4 separate regions of the Homo sapiens genome follow, and all the other regions are linked to region 1. The links are chromatin contacts, found by Hi-C or POLR2A ChIA-PET in ENCODE. All regions are on one chromosome and are shown on one strand. Each heading gives the region's core, a stretch centred on a gene start or an enhancer-like site at or near the end of the contact. The rest is flanking DNA. Distances are from core to core; before and after follow the strand shown. Region 1 holds the start of GSS (glutathione synthetase). Region 2 holds the start of TP53INP2 (tumor protein p53 inducible nuclear protein 2). Region 3 holds the start of PROCR (protein C receptor). Region 4 holds the start of NCOA6 (nuclear receptor coactivator 6).

Region 1 (5,078 bases), core at 1,021-3,520:
CCTTTCCCTTTCCCTTCCCTCCTTCTTTCCTTCCTTCCTTCCTTCTTTTTCTTTCTTTCTCTCTCTCTCCCTCCCTCTTTCTTTCTTTTTTTTTTTTTTTGACGGAGTCTGGCTCTGTCGCCCAGGCTGGAGTGCAGCCGCACGATCTCGGCTCACTGCAAGCTCCGCCTCCTGGGTTCATGCCATTCTCCTGCCTCAGCCTCCCGAGTAGCTGGGACTACAGGCACCTGCCACCATGCCCGGCTAATTTTTTGTATTTTTAGTAGAGACGGGGTTTCACCGTGTTAGCCAGGATGGTCTCGATCTCGTGATCCCCCACTCTCGGCCTCCCAAAGTGCTGGGATTACAGGCGTGAGCCACCCCGCCCAGCCGACTTCCCTTTCAAGTAAGATTGCTGTGTGGATTAAAAGAGAAAAATCAGTGTGAAATTTATCAGCAGTGTTTGAAGCTCTATACATGAGACCATTTTTTGGCTGTACTCTCTTTATAGGTAGGAGGAGACTTGTCAGAGGTCACACAGAAGCCTAGTGGCAGAGCCAGGACAAGAACCCATTACCTTGACATTAGAGTAATGAAACCCTCCATGAGCCCCCATCGTTCCACAACTCTGAAATTCCAACATCTGTTTGCTGTTGGGCTTTTATTTAGTTGGCAAACACTGATTTGCATTTAATGCCACTCCCTTGACTAGGTACTGGGGATATGGAGGAGGATAAGACATAAAGATAATCACCATGGGCCAGGTGTGGTGGCTCACTCGTGTAATCCCAGCACTTTGTGAGGCCGAGGCAGGCGGATCACCCGAGGTCGGGAGTTCGAGACCAGCCTCACCAACATGGAGAAACCCCATCTCTACTAAAAATACAAAATTAGCCGGGCCTGGTGGCGCATGCCTGTAATCCGAGCTACTTGGGAGGCTGAGGCAGGAGAATAGCTTGAACCCAGGAGGTGGAGGTTGTAGTGAGCCGAGATCGTGCCATTGCACTCCAGCCTGGGCAACAAGAGCAAAGCTCTGTCAAAAAAAAAAAAAAAGAAAAAAAGAAAGAAAGAAAAGAAATCAGATGAAGGTGCTAAGTGGGCCCTTTGTTTTTCTCATTCTACAGCCTCAACCCTCCCTTGGCTTTATTTATGTTTTGCTGATGACATTCAAATCTACATCTTCACAGCAATACTTTCCTACCTTCAAACTAGAATATCCAATTTTTTCCTGCGAGTCTCCATACAACCAGAATAGAATTTGTTGTTGTCTCCCACAAATCTGCTTCTTCTCTGATGAACCCCACCCAGGTACCCAAGCCTTGAGTACTTGTTTCCTACATCTCACTCTCCCCAAATCCTATGGATTTTGCTGCCTAAGTATATAGTACTTTGAATTCCTTTATTTATCTCCATTTCCAGAGTTTGTAGCCTAGCCCCGGCCACTGTCATCTCTTCCCTGGGCGTGAAACAGATTCAGAGTCAGGTGTCTTCAGTGACCAGGATATGTTGGCCTCTGTCCCCCTTCCAGGACTTGGCACGTGCTGTCTTCTCTTTGGAACTCTCGCCACCACTCCTGATCTGGGCTCGCGATTTCGTTCCGGAAGCTGTCCCTGTTCTCCGCCCCGGGCTTCTACATTCTACAGCCCATCACTTTTCCCTGTACCGTAGGAACAGTGTTTGTCTTGATCACTTCTCTACCTAGTAATTAGCCGCGCTTAGTACTGTATTCATTCATCACATGAATGAATGAAGAATGAATGACAGACGGGTCAGATCACCGAAAGCCTCAAAACGCCCACAAGGAAATCGGTCGCACTTTATCGCCAGGACTTAGGCCAGTGCCTGGAAAGGCCCCGAGGCAACGACACGGTCGGCTGCCCAGGCTGGCCCCACTTCACGGGCCCGCTCGCTTCCACCCTGGACAAAGTTTGGCCCTAATCGCTCCCCGTTGTAGCTCTAACTGGCTCCAGTCTCACTGGCCTACATGCCCCGACACCGGCCCGATCTAAAGGCAGAAGATCCGGAAAGTCTGGGATCAGTGCGCGCCAGCCCAACCCCCTCACTAGACACTAGTTGCCCCGCTCCTACGAAGGGTTTCAGCCACAAGGTCTCCCGGCCTCCGGAATTCCAATCTCTTGCCAGACCCCTCCCTCACATCGTTCCTCCCGAGGAAACGTGACCCATGCCGGCCGCCGTGGCCGCCCCAACCTACTAGTTCGCCTTTCCTCCGCGAACGGTTCTCCCGGCCCTCGCGCCGCTACCCAGGCTCAGGGGGCGGGGCCTCGATGCGACCCAGTGCGCTTGCGCTGACCGCCCCGGCTAGGCTTAAAGAGCAGGCGGGGCAGAGACCCATACCTTTGGCGCTGAGTCGAGGCCAGGAAGGGGCGGTCGATGAGAGGGCGGCCTTAGCATTAGGAGTGCGTCGGCTGCACCCTGGCGGATGGACCTTGGGAAGGAGGGGAGGGGACCATCGGGGTCGGCGGGGAGCTACGGGTATGCATAGCTCATAGAGCGTCAGAGCTGACGACGACTAGTGGAAGATGGGGAAACTAATGCTCAGAGCGGGACAGTCACTACCTCAGGGGCACACAATTGATAAGGGTGGGGGTGGCCGTGGTAATGGAGGCCCCAAGGAGGGGCAGGGGCCCATAGTACGTCAGGGGCTGAGCCTGTATTAGAACCCAGGCTTGTTTCCCAGCCCAGCCAAGTCCCAGAAAAATCCCCCTGATTTTATCTATTTTTTTTTAACCTGGGATACCAGCAGGGAAAGCATTAGAGGCAAAAGGAAAGGATTTTCATTTTTCCAGGAATGCTGAAGTCAGGACTGTTTGAGGGGAGCCCTGTGTTTCTCAGACTCTCTTGTACCGTTTACATCAGGATCTGGGGCAGTTTTTAAAAATATGCGGATTCATGATTCCTACCCCCCACCTCATTGCTTGGCAGCCCCCAGGTGCCTTCCCTGTTTCTTCCTTCTGGGTTGTGATAGGCTTGTCTGCAGTCCGAAGCACCTGATACGAATTTTAGTTAAATGGAATGTATCAGTCCAGCTTCTAGGGAATTAACCATAAATAAGACACAGCCACTGCTTTCAGTCTGATAAGATAGGCAATAAACTGCCTTTCTGAAGGAATCAGGGATGGTTTTTGGGGTCTTGAAGGATGGATAGGAAGGTATAGGTAGTGAAGGAGGTAGGGGTAGAGGTGAGAGGCTGGGATGGGGACAGTGTTCCAAATTGCAGGAACAAAAGCAGCAAAGGCTGGCTGGGTGCAGTGGCTCAGACCTGTAATCCCAGCACTTTGAGAGGCCGAGGCAGGTGGATTACTTGAGCTCAGGAGTTGGAGACCAGGCTGGGCAACATGGCGAAACCCCGTCTCTACTAGAAATACAAGAATTAGCCGGGTGTGTTGGCCCGTGCCTGTAATCCCAGCTACTCGGGAGGCTGCGGCGTGAGAATTCTTGAGCCCCGGAGACGGAGGCTGCTGTGAGCTGAGATCACGCTGCAGCACTCCTGCCTGGGTGACAGCGTGAGACCCTGTCCTAAAAACAAAACAAACGAGCAGCGAAGGCATATAATTCTGAGGGTTGCTCGGCTTGTTTTACAGACACTGAGGAGTTTGGTGTGGATAATGAGGAAGGGCCTGAGGGTTGCAACAGGACTTAGGCGCTTAGGCTTGGAGAGGTAGCCTCAGACGCCAGTTCCACTGAGCAACAGGAGCTAAGGGCTTTAAGCAGGGGAAGGACATGGTTAGTTTTGTGTGTTAGGCACTGGTTACAGCGTGACAAATGGTTTGGAAGTGGGGAGATGGGCCAGAGAAAGCAGAGAGAGTTAAGATGTGAGATCATGAGGCTGTAGCCAGTGCAGCAGCTGTGGAGATGGAGCGAAGCGAACAGATCAAAGAAATTTAGGAGTGAGAACTCCTAGTGATCGTAAATCAGTGGCCCAACCCAGGGACCAAGATCCTTTTGACTCTTTTTTTTTTTTTTTTTTTTTGAGACGGAGTTTTCGTTGTTGTTGCCCAGGCTGGAGTGCAGTGGCACGATCTCAGCTCACTGCAACCTCCACTTCCCAGGTTCAAGCAATTCTCCTGCCTCAGCCTCCCAAGTAGCTGGGATTACAGGCGTCCACCACCACACCCGGCTAATTTTTGTATTTTTGGTAGAGACAGGGTTTCACCATGTTGGCCAGATTGGTCTGAAACTCTTGAGCTCAGGTGATCCACCCGCCCCAGCCTCCCAGAGTGCTAGGATTACAGGCGTTAGCCACTGCGCCCGGCCCCTTTTGACTCTTTAAATAAACCATGTACATTATCTGACTACAGGACAGGCTGAGTCCTCCAGTCTCCCGTGTGTGGTCACGGGATGGGGGGAGATGGTGGCAGATAGGTGTCTGGTTATTCCCAGAACAATGTTTCCTGATGTCCTTTCCTCGTTGGCTTTTGTACCTGAGGGGATAAGCAGCTGTTAACTAGAATAGGCCCCAGGTGGCAGGAAGAGGCTCCTGGGTCAACCAGGAACAAAAGAAGCTATTTCTAGTGCAGCATGAAATTAAAAATCAAAAGCATGACCCAGGGTTCTCTGTGCAGGTTCCCCTCTTCCAAGACGGGTGCCAAGTGATGAGTATCAGGTGTCTATGGTGAGATTTGGGGAGGATCCCAGACCTTAACAGCCCTTTGGTTGAAACCTCTCACAATGTGGCAGGTAAGATGTCTTTATTCCCATTTTGTAGATGTGGCAGCTGAGCCTCAGAAGTTACGTGACTTGTTCAAGGTGACCCAGTTTGTGGTAGGACTGGGAGTGAAGGACTCTTGACTAAGAATCTTTCCAGGGAGCGTTTGCCCTTTCTGCACTCTCTGCCTGGGTGCTTTCCTCCAAAATCCTGGCATGACTGGCTCCTTTGGTCATTCAGATGTTTCATCCCTGGAGGCTGCCCCACCCTATAAGTCTATCACGTTATCCTTTTCTTTTTTTTGAGATGGAGTCTCACTCTGTTGCCCAGGCTGGAGTGCAGTGGTGCGATCTTGGCTCACTGCAACCTCTGTCTCCTGGGTTCAAACAATTCTCCTGCCTCAGTCTCCTGAGTAGCTGGGATTACAGGCACG
Region 2 (5,078 bases), core at 1,885-4,384, 250 kb before region 1:
AAGCTCCGCCTCCCCGGTTCACGCCATTCTCCTGCCTCAGCCTCCCGAGTAGCTGGGACTACAGGCGCCCGCCACCACGCCTGGCTAATTTTTTGTATTTTTAGTAGAGGCGGGGTTTCACCGTGTTAGCCAGAATGGTTTCAATCTCCTGACCTCGTGATCCGCCCGCCTCAGCCTCCCAAAGTGCTGGGATTACAGGCGTGAGCCACCGTGCCCAGCCCCCAGCCACCCTTCTTAAGCTTCAAGCTATAACTACTGAGCCTGTGATGAAAGTCTACTCTATGCCAGACCCCCACAAGCTGGGTGCGGGCAGTATAGGGACAAAGACTCTGCCCTTGGGATGCCAACCATCCACTTGAGAAGACACATACACATACAATGAGTCATCATCACTTACTGTTTATGGACAAATAAACGTCCATCAAGGTAGCCATCAACTCGTGGGTAGGGACAAGGAAGGCTACCTAGAGGAAGAAAGGGTGAGTAGAATCTCTCCCTCTCTCTCTCTTTTTTAAGAGACAGGGTCTGGCTCTGTCATCCAAGCTGGAATGCAGTGGCTTGATCATAGCTCATTGTAACCTAAACCCAAGTGATCTTCTTATTTCAGCCTCCCTAAGCAGCTGGGACTACAGGTGCATGGCATCTGGCTAATTTTCTCATTTTTTGCAGATAAGTGGTCTCGCTATATTGGCCAGGCTGGTCTCAAACTCCTGGCCCCAAGCAATCCTCCTGCCTTGGCCTCCCAAAGTGCTGGGATTATGGCTGTGAGCCACCACACCTGGCCAAGTAGAATCTTGAAGACAGGAAAGATCTGGATTTCAGAAAGTTCTGAAGAAGGCATTCCAGGCAGGGGAAACAGCTTGAGCAAAAGGGTGGAGGTGGGAGAGTGCTGTAGAGTCAACAAGGAGTTTGACTTTAGCACAAGATGCGTGTAGGAGAAGGGGAGGTGAAGCTGGAGAGAACTGGGGCCGGAGCATGGGGGGCATGAGTTCTGTGTTAGGAGTGTGGGGCTTTAGGAGCCACATCAGGTTTTAGAACAAACAAGTGGCTTGACAGGAGAGACGTGTTAGGGATTATTTAATTAAAGTCAGCAAGTAGGTCTGAAAGGGTATGAGGTTAGCAGGAAGTGGCTGTGATGGGCAGAGGCTCAGAGTTGCATGGAATGAGGACACTTTGGGTATAACACTCCAAGGGCCACAATGCCACTCCCCTCTCCACCCCTCAGCCTTGGGTTATTTTTTTCTGGCTTCTTCCCCTGTCGCTAGGGTTAAGGAGTCCCTTGGGGGTTTCAGATGAGGCTGGGATAGAGTTTTATCACTAGAGTGCCGGGCACGGTGGCTCACGCCTGTAATCCCAGCACTTTGGGAGGCCGAGGCAGGCAGATCACAAGGTCAGGAGACCGAGACCATCCTGGCTAACACTAAACATACAAAAATACAAAAAATACAAAAAATTAGCCGGGCGTGGTAGCGGGCGCCTGTAGTCCCAGCTACTCGGGAGGCTGAGGCAGGAGAATGGCGTGAACCCGGAAGGCGGAGCTTGCAGTGAGCCGAGATCGTGCCACTGCACTGCAGCCTGGGCAACAAGAGCGAGACTCCGTCTCAAAAAAAAAAAAAAAGTTTTATCACTAGATCATTAACCTCTGGCCTAGGTCACCTCCGGCCTCCTTTTGGGCTAGGTGGGCAGTTCTCGGACCCTCCCCCACCAGCCCTGCTCTGCTGACCTAGAACCTCTGGCCCTGGAGATTCTGATATGTGTATTTGTGGTCTCTTCTCGGGCATCTCCCAGGCCACTGGGAGAGCTGGGGCCTAGAGCGTGGGGTGGGTGGAATCCTGAGGGCAGAGAGTGTGGAAGAATCTTACAATGGCAGCTCTAGAGGGAAGCCTGGATATGTTTGTTTGACAAACTGAGACCCAGAGAGGTAACATGACTTGAGGTCACACAGCAAGTCTAGGGCACAGTCAGGACTGAAAGCCAGGACTCTGGGGAGGCTAAAGCGCCCTGAGGTTTAGACCATCTGGTTCATGTAGAGAATGGAGAGGGTCAGGGCTGGGAGCTATGGGTTCAAATCCTGGCTCTGCCATTGACTGTACTTTTGTGACCTAAGAAAGTCACTTGAGCTCTCTGAGTCTGTTTCCTCAACTGTTAAACGGGACAATATCTACCTTTTGGGTTGTTGTGAAGATAAAAAAACACACCCATAGCACAGGTCGTGGCACACAGTAAGTGTGCCAATACATGTCAGCTAGTGGTATGGTGGTGCAATAGTAGGTGCCTAATAAATGTTGAATGCATTGTTGAACATGAGTTCACACGCTAACAGTGAGATTGTGAGACTCAGCTTTCCCACGTGTAAATCAGGACTCATAATCAGTCCCTGTCCTGCCACTTCTTTACAGCCCCGGTAGCAACATAGATTAAATAAGGTATGTAAACGTTCAAGCGCGGAGCCGTCTCAGGTCAATGTTTACTCAGCCCAGGGCAATTCCTCTCCAAGTCCTACTCTGCGAAATTTCACGTCAGCTTCACTAACTTCTCTACATTCCCAGATGCTCCCCGGGAACCGGGGGTTGGGGATGTCCCTCTTTTCTCAAGCCCGCCGAGCTGAGGAAAAACGGGGTGGGAAAGCAGAGTGTGTAAGGCTGAGGAGGTGAGCCAGAGGGGGGAGGGAGAGCAGGAATAAGGGCAGTGGGGAGAATGCAGGTGCACGGACGTGGTGTGGGTCGAGAACAGGGTCCGCATCGGGGGACTTGGATATAGGATGCAGTGAAAGGATTTGGGGAGCAGTGGGAGAGGTGAGGGCGCTGCGATCCGGGAAGAATCAGGAAAATAAGGAGCCGGTAGGAGGGAGTGGAGATCCTCCTCGCGGAGAGCTCGCCGCGGCGCAGGGCTCCCAGCTCCCCGCAGCTGCCTCCCCGAACACTCACCCTCCCGGTTCCGAGAACGTTTCCCGGCCCGAGCGCCCGGCCCGCAAACCGGGAGGGGAGGGGAGGGGAGGGGCAGGGGGGGATCCGCAGCCCGGGATTGGCCGCCGCCCCGCCAGCCGGTGACGCGAGGCGGGCGGGCCCCTTTGTGACGTCACAATCAGCTGTTTGAACGTTCCAATTTGTGCCGTGAGCCCCGCCGCAGCGGCCGCACAGACTCAAAGCCCCGCGGGCGAGCTCAGCAGCCCGGAGCGACCGCGGCCCCGCCGCCTCCCCCGCGAGTCCCGGCGATGCGGCCCGGCCTGTGAGCGGCCGGCGACCCTGGGACGCCCCGCCGCACAACTACCTCAACGCCGTGCCGCCCCCCTCCCGCCCCCAGGTGAGTCCCGACCCGGGTGGGCCTGGGGGCTCCCCTGCCACGGACACGCCCTGCGCCCCCCGCGCCCGGGCCTTTGTCTGTCTCCGCCGGCGGCCGCCGGGGCCGCGTTCCCGGCTCCCGATTGGTTGCCGCACGCCCGGTAGACCATGACGTCGTTCTATTTGCATATGACATTGAGACGTCACCAAGGCCGGTACCGCCCCCACAGGCTCGGGTCGCTTGTCCTCCCGTGACCCGGTAGCCGCTGTGTCGGGGCTGGGCCCTGGGTGAGACGCTGCAATCCAAAGGGGGCTGCAGGGGGATCGGCGATTTCCTAGGCTTATCCAGGGGCTGGGGTCAGGCCTCTGATCCCCTACTTTCTCTTTGCAACCTGAGAAGGAGTCAGACGGCGCTGCTGGGCCTAGGTTGAGGGGGTCGTCAGGAGTTCAGGGCTGCATGGGACTCCAGGTGGTTGGGACAGCACCAGATGGTGGTGGGATCCCCTCCCTCCGGCTCCAGACTCCGCCCCCAGGGACTAACAGAATAACATCCTCCTAATCCCTGATTTGTGTGCAGCGCCTTAGCTGATGTCACTCCTAGACCCAAAATGAAGGGTCTTAGACCCCAGTGCATGGAAGGGGCAACAGGCCCAGAGAGGAGGATTAGCTCTCTCGAGGTCACATAACCAATTAGAGTCATGCTCACTGAGTGACAGATGGATTATTAGCCAGGGGCAAAGACATAATAGGGGCTCAGTACAAGTGGTAAGATACACATCCTCCTTCCACTGGGGACCCGATCTTGGGCTCAGCCTTATCACGGTTTGATAGGCTCCTAGGTGTCCTTACTCCTGGACCCTTTTCCAGGGAATCTCTGGAGATTGGTTCACCTTTTGTGGTCCTGACCCCTTCTGTCCTCACTGTACCTTGAAGTCCTAGAGTCCAATAAAATCGCTGCCTCCCAGCTGTTTGGATCACAGAGAGGTGAGTCATTGGCTGCCTCGGGGTGTCTCCAGGGCTGATGTTGGGGTGGAGGGTGGGGTGAGGGTTCCCTCTATTGGCCCTTTACCTTCCCAACTTCCTAGGTCGTCAGCTAGGAAGGGCCTGACCTGGCCTAGTGCAGACAATTGCAGGTGTTTTGCTGCTCCCTCGTCACCTCTGCCCACAGAGAGTATAGGAGAAGGGATAGGATAAGGAGAGTTTCTGACTTAACAAGTGGATGGGCCTAGAGGCTGAACCAGGAACTCCATTCCTGCTGGGAGTTTGCTCAAGGATGGGCTGGGGGTAGGGGTGGCTTAGGGCACAAATGCTATTCTGGGCAGAGCTGCTGTAGTTATTAAAGGGAATGGTTCTCCCTGGAGCAGAACTGGGAATGTGAGAACCAGGAAGCTGGCAGGGCTGGGAAAGGAAATCTGGGAGGCTCCCCAAGTGGTCAGGAGAGGGGGCAGGCACTGGCTGGCTGGTGACTGCTTTCACTCCTGGCTGTCACTGACTTGCTGTGTGACCTCAGGCAGGGAGCTTTTCCCCTGAGCCTCCCTCCCCTAAACCTATCTGAAATTTGGGGAGGCACAGTGCAGGCTCTGGTACACAGTGGGTCTTCAGTAAATGCATGCTAAATCTTGGTGCCAGTAACCCCAGACCCTTTTGTAGCTAGGCGAGGGGTGGTGTGGCTAGGTCAAGGTCTTTTTCACCTCCCTGTACCCCTGCATCATTGTATTCTTGGGGATTGTTTGCTGAGTCTTTCCTGACTGTGTACACTCTGGACTGGATGCACAGTAACGTGGGACTAGGTCTGCC
Region 3 (5,078 bases), core at 1,037-3,536, 220 kb after region 1:
ATGTAATCCTTTAAGCATGAAATAACTCTTCAAAAATGAAATATTTCAGGCTGTGCACAGTGGCTCAGGCTTGTAATCCCAGCATGTTGGGAGGCTGAAGTGGGCGGATCACCTGAGGTCAGGAGTTTGAGACCAACCTGGCCAACATGGTGAAATCCCATCTCTACTAAAAATACAAAAATTAGCCAGGTGTGGTGGCAGGTGACTGTAATCCCAGCTACTTGGGAGGCTGAGGCAGGAGAATCGCTTGAATCTGGGAGGTGGAGGTTGCAGTGAGCCGAGATCACGCCACTGCATTACAGCAAGACTCCATCTCAAAAAAAAGAAAAAAAAAAAGAAAAAAGAAATGTTTCATAATTTTTAATAAAAGGCAAGACAATATAAATTGGTAGTTATTTAAGTCATTCTACTTTTCCTGAGGCCCAGTGCAGGAAAACAAAGTTCCTATCCTTGTTCCAACTAGACCATTTTGATAAGCTGCAAAAAGAAAAGACTTTGATGCTATTTCTTAGCCAGTTTGCAACAGCTGAGAGGTGAGCATGGAAGCTCTTGCATATATTCAGTTCAGAGAATGGGTGCTTAGTTTATGTCCAGAGTTTGTCCCAGATTTCACTATGACGTCAGCTCTCCGGGGAGAAGTATATAAAATAAAAAGTTAAAATCCCTCTCAGTCCTTTACCCAATCCTATTCCCCAGAGGTAATCTCTATTGACAGTACCCCTCCAGATATTTTCCCTATGTATATACAAATACACAGATACACACTGAAAGTTAATTTTGGCCAGGTGCAGTGGCTCCTGCCTATACCAGAGGATTGCTTGAGTGCAGGAGTTCAAGACCAGCCTGGGCAACATAGCGAGACCACATCTCTAGTAAAAATAAAAAAAAATAGCTAGGCGTGGTGGCACAGTGGCACGTACCTTTAGTCTCAGCTACTCGGGTGGTTGAGGTGGGAGAATCACTTGAGCCCGGGAGGTCAAGCCTACAATTAGCTGTGATTGCTTCACTGCACTATAGCCTGGGCAACAGAGCTAGACCCTGTCTCAAAAAAATAATAATAAATTTTATATATATATATGAGGATGAAATTACATATGTATTATTTGAACAGAAGTGAAATCTTTTCTTTTTTTTTTTCAGACAGAATCTTGCCGCATGACCCAGGCTAGAATGCAGTGGTGTGATCTCGGCCCTCTGCAACCTCCACCTCCCAGGTTCAAGCGATTCTCATGCCTCGGTCTCCCAAGTAGCTGGGATTACAGGCATGCACCACCATGCCCAGCTAATTTTTGTATTTTTCGTAGAGACGTTCGCCATATTGGCCAGGCTGGTCTCAAACTCCTGGCCTCAAGTGATCTGCCCACCTCGGCCTCCCAAAGTGCCAGCAGCATGCTCGGAGGAGTGACTTTAAAGCTTTTCTACTTGCTTCCTAGAGTAAGGGACGCATTTTACACTGCTATCCAAAACTCATCATAGAAACATACACACACAAAACCAAAGCACACATATACAACTGAGCAAATATTTCATGACATAACACTTTCTCTTACTAAGGGTGACGCGCTGAAATTTTGTATTCTGTCCTATTTCATTTTTTAAAAATGGTAACCATGACCTGCTAAATTGATTTCATTGTCCACTAATAAATTATGACCTCAGTTTCAAAAAGATTGCTTTAGGTAACCAATCATCTTCTGAGATTTATACAGATTGCTCATAATTCTCTCCTATTTTTTAAAAACATGCTGCAGTGAACTGCTTTACACTCATTTTATGACTACTTCTGAGACCAAGATCCCGGATTATGTAATTGTTATTTACTTAAAATTCTGGTAAAATGTAGCCATTATACTGGAAAACTAAATTTTAATCTTGGATCTGTCACCACCATGATATATAAACTTTGGGCAAGTCCCTGCACCTCTCTGGACCTCAATCTCCCCATCAGCAACCTGCTGATCCTACTCCCAGGAGTGTGCTCTAAGTTGAAAGTAGATGCCCCACCCCCTGAGTCAGCGCCGGCAGGACTTCTCACCAAGCCCTTCTCCCCCTTTTCCGCTCCCTGTTCCTGGTTCCTAGGAAGCAGCCCAAGGAGAAGGGAAAAGGCAGGTCTGGGCAGGAGGGAGCAATGAAGGGCGGGGCAGAGGGAGGGCAGGAGGGAGGCCGGCCCCCTAGTAGGAAATGAGACACAGTAGAAATAACACTTTATAAGCCTCTTCCTCCTCCCATCTCCTGGCCTCCTTCCATCCTCCTCTGCCCAGACTCCGCCCCTCCCAGACGGTCCTCACTTCTCTTTTCCCTAGACTGCAGCCAGCGGAGCCCGCAGCCGGCCCGAGCCAGGAACCCAGGTCCGGAGCCTCAACTTCAGGATGTTGACAACATTGCTGCCGATACTGCTGCTGTCTGGCTGGGCCTTTTGTAGCCAAGACGCCTCAGATGGTGAGTCGGGGGCACATCTCCTGCCTCAGGATGGTTCTGGAGAATCTCAGTCTATCTGGGCACATGGCAAGACCACAGGAGAGCTTATCTCACAGCATCTGTGTCTGCAGCTGGCTAGATCTCTCTACAGGGCAGGCAGAGTCTTGGGGACTGGTTCGTGTCCCAAAGCCAAGGTGAGTTAGTACATTTAAGCCCCTGAAAAGGGGGAGATGAAAGAGGCTAGGGGAAACAGGATGACTGGAAACATGAGAAAGAAACCAGCAGAGAGGGTAGGAGAATCAGCCCCAGGGAGAGGGGAGAAAGGGGAACTGAGGGTGATGGTAGATAGGGGTACATCTAGGGGAGACGGGAAGAGGCTCAGAAGAGAAGAGAAATGGAGGGAATGGGAAGACCCTGGGAAAACTGATGGAAGAAGTGGGGGAAGAGTGGGGCAGAGAGAGGTTAGGGGAGGCTAGGGAAAATGGAAGGAGACTGGTCGCAGCTGGTGGAACTGGGGAGAAAGAGATGCTGTGCCTAATAGAACTTATGGGCGATCAGGCTACTGAAGTGGCCCTGTTTAAGCAGAAAAGGGAGTTATTACCCTCCATTATAATTGCACAGGGGCCTCCTTTCCCCTCTCTCACAATCCCCGTAACTTCAGTCTCCCCCTCAGAGAGGCAGCAAATAATAACCAGTATTCAATGAGTGCTCACTATGGTTAATACATGTATTGACCCATTTAACTTGCACAAACCCCTAAAGGTGGGTAATATTATTACTATCTCCATTTTATGAGGAGGAAACTGGGTCACAGAGTAGTTAAGGACCATGTCTAGGGTTATCCATAAATATACTTATTCACATCTGCAGATACAAAGCACAACTTCTCAAATGCAAACACAGACAGGACCCACTCACACACACAGATTTACAACCCCGGACTCATCCAAATGTGCTCTGGGCATCAACTCTGTGCCAGCCTCTTTTCTGGGTGTAGGAAGCAGAGATTACCAAGCATGGTTCCATAGCCTAGAGGAGTCCAGTGTGGCCTGTGTGTGTTTGGAGACAGCCAGGTAGTATCCCGTGAGATACACACTAATATATGGTGGTCTGGGATCACTGAAACAGACACACTGTGTCTCGTGGGGCATCAGAAAAAAATTTCCAAGAAGAGGGCAACTGAGCTGGGTCTTTTTTTCTTTGCTTTTCTTTCTTTTTTCTTTTTTTTTTTTTTTTTTTTTTTTGAGATGGAGTCTTGTGCTGTCACCCAGGCTGGAATGCAGTGGCACAATTTCAGCTAACTGTAACCTCCAACTCCCAGGTTCAGGCGATTCTCCTGCCTCAGCCTCCTGAGTAGCTGGGACTACAGGCATGTACCACCACGCCTGGCTAATATTTGTATTTTTAGTACAGATGGGGTTTCGCCATGTTGGCCAGGCTGGTCTTGAATCCCTGACCTCAAGTGATCCGCCCGCCTCGGCCTCCCAAAGTACTGGGATTACAGGCATGAGCCACCGCGCCCAGTCTCTGAGCTGGGTCTTAAATCATGAATAAACTTCGCCAGGCAGAAAAAGGGAGGCAGAGCAATCCTGACATGCTATTCATGTGTCAGCCAAAGGCAGCATGAGGAATCCCAACTAGTTTGATATATAAGCAGCGGGAAGCGGCCAGAAAAGGCAGCAGGGGCCAGGTCTCTAGCAGCCTTGAATGCCAGGCTAAAGACTCTGGACTTGATCCTGTGGGGAGGCAGTGTAGCAGAATGGCTGAGTGCTGGACTTGACTGCCTACGTGCAAACCTTGGCTCTGCTACACTATCTCTGTCTCAGTTTCCCATGTAGACTGGGGTTAATAATAGTAGCTATTGCATTAAGCCACTGGGGAAAGGCACAAAGATAATAATGTATGTAAAGCCCATTGCCCAGGTTATAATAAGCACTGAATCGACATTGGCTATGATTATTTTTGATTAATGAAGGGGAGGGGGTTATGGCACTGGAAGATTTTAAGTAGGAAAAGGACATGATCTCATCCCTGGGTCAGGTGGAGGTCGGAATAGAGAACGGGGAGATGAAGTAGAAAGTTACTACCCCAGTCTAGATGAGACGGATGAATCCTGAATCAGGGCAGTGGAAGAGGAGATGGAGAACAGGCGATGGAATTGGAATTTTATTCAGGTCAGGATTTGTTAACCATTTGTTCCGTTGGTTAACAGGAAACGGGGGGAGGGAGAGCCGAGGGTGAAAAAGGAGGCAGAAAGGAGTGTCTCTTCCACTGCAGGCCTCAGTTTCCTCATCTGTAAAACGGAGATAATAATCCCTGTCCTGTCCTCCTGGCAGAGTTACTGTCAGCGTCAAACGGGAGAAGCGGTGGGAGGGCACATTATAGTTTATGAAGGGTCGAGAAGGCGGGCGGCCAGCCTCGAGGTAGGGGGTTATTATCTTCCGCTGCCCGCCGCCCCCTCCCACGCCGGCCCAGGCTGAAGCTGACTCTGCCCGCAGGCCTCCAAAGACTTCATATGCTCCAGATCTCCTACTTCCGCGACCCCTATCACGTGTGGTACCAGGGCAACGCGTCGCTGGGGGGACACCTAACGCACGTGCTGGAAGGCCCAGACACCAACACCACGATCATTCAGCTGCAGCCCTTGCAGGAGCCCGAGA
Region 4 (5,078 bases), core at 1,542-4,041, 130 kb before region 1:
TTACCATTCTATTCAAATATGAGTGTAGGTAACATACCATTCTAGTATTAGCAGTTCTGTGACTCTGTAACAACAGAAATCTCAAATATCTTTATATCATACTACAATTGTTGCATATAATCTTGAAGTAGCCTTTATGCGCATCATGTCTTTGAAATTATAATTATCGGATCCATCACTAAATCTGATTTCTTAACGTGCTGATAAACAAGTATATGCATATTAGATTTGTATATTTTGGAAACTGTATTTTAATATAATTGGTGTTCCTTATAATTCAATGTACTTTATTTTATACAATTAAAAAATATTATTCTGAAAGGGGTCCATGGCACAGATAAGGTCAGGTCTTCCTGCATTAGAAAAACCCAGAATAGGCTGGGCGCGGTGGCTCACGCCTGTAATCCCAGCACTTTGGGAGGCTCAGGTGGGCAGATCACTTGAGCTCAGGATTTCAAGACCAGCCTGGGCAACATGTTGAAACCCCAACTCTACAAACAGAAAAAAAAGAAAAGAAAAGAAAAGAAAAACCCAGAACAAATGAATTGTGTTGCTGTATATACATATGGTATTGACAGTTTTATTTTATATATGCCCGCATAATATTTTTGTTCGCTAATTCTCTTTGATTATATGGGGCCCTGGACCTATTTTCCATGACTAATTTGCATATTTCCTTCAGAACTCTCCCATAGCCCATGCGAACTTTGAATTCTTCTCTAACATGATCCAACTTCAATTAATAAAATAGAGACTCTGGGTGTCTACAATTTTTCACTTTTCTTTTTTAGGATTTTGTGTTCCTTTGTGGTAAACACCTAGAAGAGAAGGAGCATCTCTCTTTTTTTTTTTTCTTTAGACAGTGTCTTGCTCTGTCGCCCAGGCAGGAATGTCATGGAATGACCATAGCATGGCTCATTGCAGCCTTGACCTCCCAGGCTCAAGCGATCCTCCCACCTCAGCCTCCTGAGTAGCTGGGACTACAAGTACAAGCCACATCAGGTGGCTAATTTTTTTTATTTCTTTTGTAGAGATGGGGTCTGCCAGCTCCTGGGCTCAAGAAATCCTCCCACCTTGGCCTCCCAAAGTGTTGGGATTACAGGCGTGAGCCACTGTGGCTGGCCGGAGCACCTCTTAAAACTCTAGAAAGTTAGAAGGTCTCAAAGATAACTTCTTTGCACAATTAGAGATGAACCAGGAAATACCAAATAACTGGCTGCCTATACTTTTTTGTATTCCCTTCAGCCTTTGTATTGCCACACTCATTACAGGAAGAAAACAAATTTAATAGTTATCTGGTATATACTGTTATGCTTCATTTCTTGTTGTTTTTGTTTGTTTGCTTTTAGTTTCATCACAAGAATGTTATGCTTCATTTCTTAACACCTTTCTCCCAGCTAGCAAATTCCTTTAAGGCAATGTGTTTAGTGAGGAAGCAGCCGACAATTTCTAGTACCCCTCTGCCACTAACTTGTAAGATCTTGAAAAGTCAACTTTACCTTTCTATGTTTCAGCTAAAATCACTACCTGATTTGAAATCTTTACTTGATCTCTCAGGCCTTTGTAGTTTTTATACATTCACTCTTCTTCACCATTTTACTGGCTTCAATAACGCCTTTCTGATGACCTCTCCAGGTGACTCTGCTCTTAAGCTGTGGGCTGTCCCCTTCCAGGGAAGACACCTTGGGTCACCGCCCCCAAACAGCCAGGTCCCTCCTTTTAAAGACACACACAACTCCCTAAGTTGATAAAGGTTCTCTCCTTCCTTGCCAACCAGTTCCACTCTCTGTGCCTCTTTTGCTGGCCAGCTCCTGCACCCAAACCTCAGTCTCCCTTTGTCCCCCTTTTCTCTCATCAAACACCTCCTTTTTCCTGTTGCTTCCCCCAAGAGGGGGTGGAGGATGCTTGGGACATAAGTCTTCAGAGCCTTGGGAGTTATACAGCTTTGCAATTCAGCCCCAGTACCCCAAGGACTGCCCCAATCTGAACCAGCGTCTGTACCCAAAGGGCCCTCATTCCTCATCAATCACCTCCTTCCCTCCCAGCAAAGAACTGCTCCAGCCCTGACAGCCTGAGCTTGGCCCCCATGCCTCCACCCCAATCCCCAGGTCCTACCTGCATTAGGGCTCTAACACCGCCTAAGGCCTAACCCAGTTCCACGTCCTGCCATCCTCTCAGCCCATAGACCCCAATCCCGGTTCCCTTCGGACCCAGTGTTCCTTCTCCGCGACCCTGACCACGACCCCACGACCGGCTCCCGCCTGTTCCCCAGGCCTGGAGCGCCACCCCGTGCAGACCCCGGCCAGCCCTGCACTCCCTCAGTGCACCGGCCCCCGCGCCCAGCACCCTCCCCACCCAGCCCGGCCGCCGCTCCCTCCAGCGCCCCCGCCCGCAGGCCTGGGGCCCGCTCCCCAACATGGCGACGGGGACACAAGCGCGGCGGGCGGGGCGGCTCCGGGCCGGGCCCGCTCTCAGACCGTGCCACTCGGTCGCCCGGCGCCATTTTTCCGCGCGGGCCCGGGCGGCGCCTCCTCCCCGCGAAGCCAGCCCGACAAGGACCGCGGACGCCCGGCGGGCCCACCCCTTACGGGCCCGCGCCGCCGTCCCCTCACCTGAGCGCGGCCCCGGCCCTCCCGGGCGGGCCTTGGAGCGCCGGCCCGGGCCGTGCGTGCCCGCCGCCCTCGGTGCGTCCGTCCGTCAGTCCTCGCGTGCGCCCGTCTGTCCCGCCGCCCGCGCCCGGCCGCCCGCAGCCCGACCCGGCAGGGCCTCACGGAGCCGGCGGGGAGGGGGATGGGCCGGACCGGGCCGGGGAGGGAGGGGGAGGGAGGGAGAGAGGGAGGGAGCGCGAGAGGGGGCGGGGCGGACTCGAGGGGCGGGGCATTGCCCACGTGACCAGACGTCCCCGGGAGCGCGAGGTGGAGCGCGCGCCAGCTCCCTTCGGTGCTGAGTGCTTAGTGCTGGGATCTCGTGGGTCTCTGTCGGCTTTCCAGGGCTATTCTCTCGCCAGTGAGTCCCACTTCGGAAGCACACATTGCACAGTCTTTTGCGAGCGCTCTGAGTATCCTTGGACATGGCAACTCCAAGCCTCAGTTTACCCATCTGAAATATGGGGAAAATCATAGTGCTTGTGAAGAGCAAATGGAGGTGGGCTTGGAAAGCACTTGTCACCGTGCCTGACACATACTGTCTAATAATAAGCTTAATGGGATATAGATAAAAGCTTTCATTATTATTTGCCTCTAAATCCCTCTCTTCTTTTTCCCATCATTACCTCCCTAGCAAGCTAAAATGCTCAGTAAATAGAATTATTGATCGAACGAGTGTGGCCCCTCCCCTCTTCCCAAACGTAGAAAGGCCTCCTCAGCACTGGACTTCATGTCTGTCATACAGGCCTGGATTCATATCTGGCTTTCACTCTTTTTTAAAAATTTTCTGTTTTTTCCCACACTACACTGATGTATTTTTTAAATTTTCGTAAGTACGTAGTAGGTGAATATATTTATGGGGTACATGAGATTTTGATACAGGCATGCGATGTGTAATCACATCATGGTAAATGGGGTATCTAGCAACTCAAGCATTTATCCTTTGTGTTACAAATAACCCAATTATACTCTAGTTATTTTAAAATGTACAAGTAAATTTTGTGTGTGTGTGGTTTTTTTTTTGTTTTTTGTTTTATTTTTGTTTTTTTGAGACGGAGTCTCACTCCGTCGCCCAGGCTGGAGTGCAGTGGCGCGATCTCAGCTCACTGCAACTTCCGCCTCCCTGGTTCAAGGGATTCGCCTGCCTCAGCCTCCTGAGTAGCTGGTACTACAGGCGCATGCCACCACGCCCAGCTAATTTTTGTATATTTTTTAAGTAGAGATGGGGTTTCACCATATTGGCCGGGCTGGTCAGGAACTCCTGACCTCATGATCCGCCCGCCTCTGCCCCTCAAAGTGCTGGGATTATAGGCGTGAGCCACCGCGCCCGGCCAATTGTTTTTTACTGTAGTCACCTTCTTGTGCTAGCAAATACTAGGTCTTATTCTTTCTAACTATTCTTTTGTACCCGTTAATCATTCCCACTTCCCACCTACCTCCCCATTAATCTTACCAGCCTCTGGTAACCCTCCTTCTATTCTCTATCTCCATGAGTTCAATTGTTTTAATTTTTCGCTCCTGGCCCGGCATGGTGGCTCACGCCTGTAATCCTAGCACTTTGGGAGGCCAAGATGGGCGGATCACCTGAGGTCAGGAGTTCAAGACCAGCCTGGCCAACATGGTGAAACCCTGTCTCTACTAAAATACAAAAGCTAGGTGGGCATGATGGCGGGTGCCTGTAATCCCAGCTACTCAGGAGGCTGAGACGGGAGAATCTCTTGAACCTGGGAGATGGTGGTTGCGGTGAGCCTAGCTCGCGCCACTGCACTCCAGCCTAGGTGGCTGAGTGAGACTCCGTCTCAAAAAAAAATAAAAAATAGTTAATTTTTTGCTCCCACAAATAAGTGAGAACATGTGAAGTTTGTCTTTCTGTGCCCGGCTTCTTTCACATAACATAATGACCTCCAGTTCCATCCATATTGTTGCAAATGACACGATCTCACTCTTTTTTAATGGCGGAATAGTATTCCATTGTGTATATGTACATTTTATTTATCCATTCATCTGTTGATGGACACTTAGGTTGCTTCCAAATCTTGGCTGTTGTGAACAGGGATGCAGTAAACATGAGAGTGCAGATCTCTTCCATACACTGATTTCCTTTCTTTCCGGTGTATACCTAAGAATGGGATTGCTGGATTGTATGGCAGCTCTCTTTGGCTTTCGCTCTTGATAGCTGTCCTTGCCTCTCTGAACTTGAGCATCTTCATCTGTAAAATGGGAGTTGGGGTCTGTTCTGAGCATCCCAGGAGATAGAGGATGAGCAGGTGGATTGTAAACTAATTAAACAAATCAGTCCTACTGATCCCATAGAAGAAAGGGAGTCAGGAACCCTTTCATTCCATCAATATTTATTGAGTACACACAGTGTGCTTGGACTGGTGTAGTAGATACCCACCATCTTTTCACATTACCCTGACCGCCCTCTAATCT

The links. Hi-C counts contacts between places; a loop is a spot of excess contacts on that map. ChIA-PET counts read pairs that join two places held with the same protein, here RNA polymerase II (POLR2A). Pooled maps may share reads with other maps.
Region 2: a map of prostate gland shows a loop between it and region 1 (4-fold over the local background). The contact joins the promoter of TP53INP2 here to the promoter of GSS in region 1. A Hi-C loop is called at or near these places in 2 of 168 maps with a recorded cell type or tissue (B cell and prostate gland) and 8 of 50 pooled maps. POLR2A ChIA-PET finds 5 or more read pairs at or near these places in 1 of 52 experiments (activated CD4-positive, alpha-beta memory T cell).
Region 3: a loop to region 1 is called in a pooled map, with 2.1 times the contacts of the local background. The contact joins the promoter of PROCR here to the promoter of GSS in region 1. A Hi-C loop is called at or near these places in 1 of 50 pooled maps. POLR2A ChIA-PET finds 5 or more read pairs at or near these places in 3 of 52 experiments (BJ, T-cell and activated T-cell).
Region 4: a loop to region 1 is called in a map of B cell, with 9 times the contacts of the local background. The contact joins the promoter of NCOA6 here to the promoter of GSS in region 1. A Hi-C loop is called at or near these places in 31 of 168 maps with a recorded cell type or tissue (A673, B cell, CD14-positive monocyte and 23 more), 37 of 37 single-sample maps with no recorded cell type and 37 of 50 pooled maps. POLR2A ChIA-PET finds 5 or more read pairs at or near these places in 10 of 52 experiments (A549, AG04449, Caco-2 and 7 more).

The regions. Positions count from the first base shown.
Region 1 is chr20:34,953,536-34,958,613 of GRCh38, forward strand. GSS (glutathione synthetase) reads right to left here and starts at 2,271. Exons shown (of 13, transcript NM_000178.4): 1 at 2,192-2,271. It overlaps MYH7B (myosin heavy chain 7B), which reads left to right and starts at 2,333. Exons shown (of 45, transcript NM_020884.7): 1 at 2,333-2,472; 2 at 4,563-4,677. RefSeq lists enhancers at 2,079-2,178, 2,419-2,598.
Region 2 is chr20:34,701,210-34,706,287 of GRCh38, forward strand. TP53INP2 (tumor protein p53 inducible nuclear protein 2) reads left to right here and starts at 3,135. Exons shown (of 5, transcript NM_021202.3): 1 at 3,135-3,303; 2 at 4,149-4,265. LOC105372599 (a long non-coding RNA gene) reads right to left here and starts at 2,973. Exons shown (of 2, transcript XR_936690.3): 1 at 2,928-2,973; 2 at 2,450-2,604. RefSeq lists a silencer at 2,931-3,410.
Region 3 is chr20:35,169,786-35,174,863 of GRCh38, forward strand. PROCR (protein C receptor) reads left to right here and starts at 2,287. Exons shown (of 4, transcript NM_006404.5): 1 at 2,287-2,439; 2 at 4,917-5,078. The coding sequence starts at 2,370. All of the region lies in intron 4 of MMP24-AS1-EDEM2 (MMP24-AS1-EDEM2 readthrough), which reads right to left. RefSeq lists an enhancer at 4,400-5,078.
Region 4 is chr20:34,822,860-34,827,937 of GRCh38, forward strand. It overlaps NCOA6 (nuclear receptor coactivator 6), which reads right to left and starts at 2,792. Exons shown (of 15, transcript NM_014071.5): 1 at 2,613-2,792. RefSeq lists silencers at 2,259-2,698, 2,709-2,898.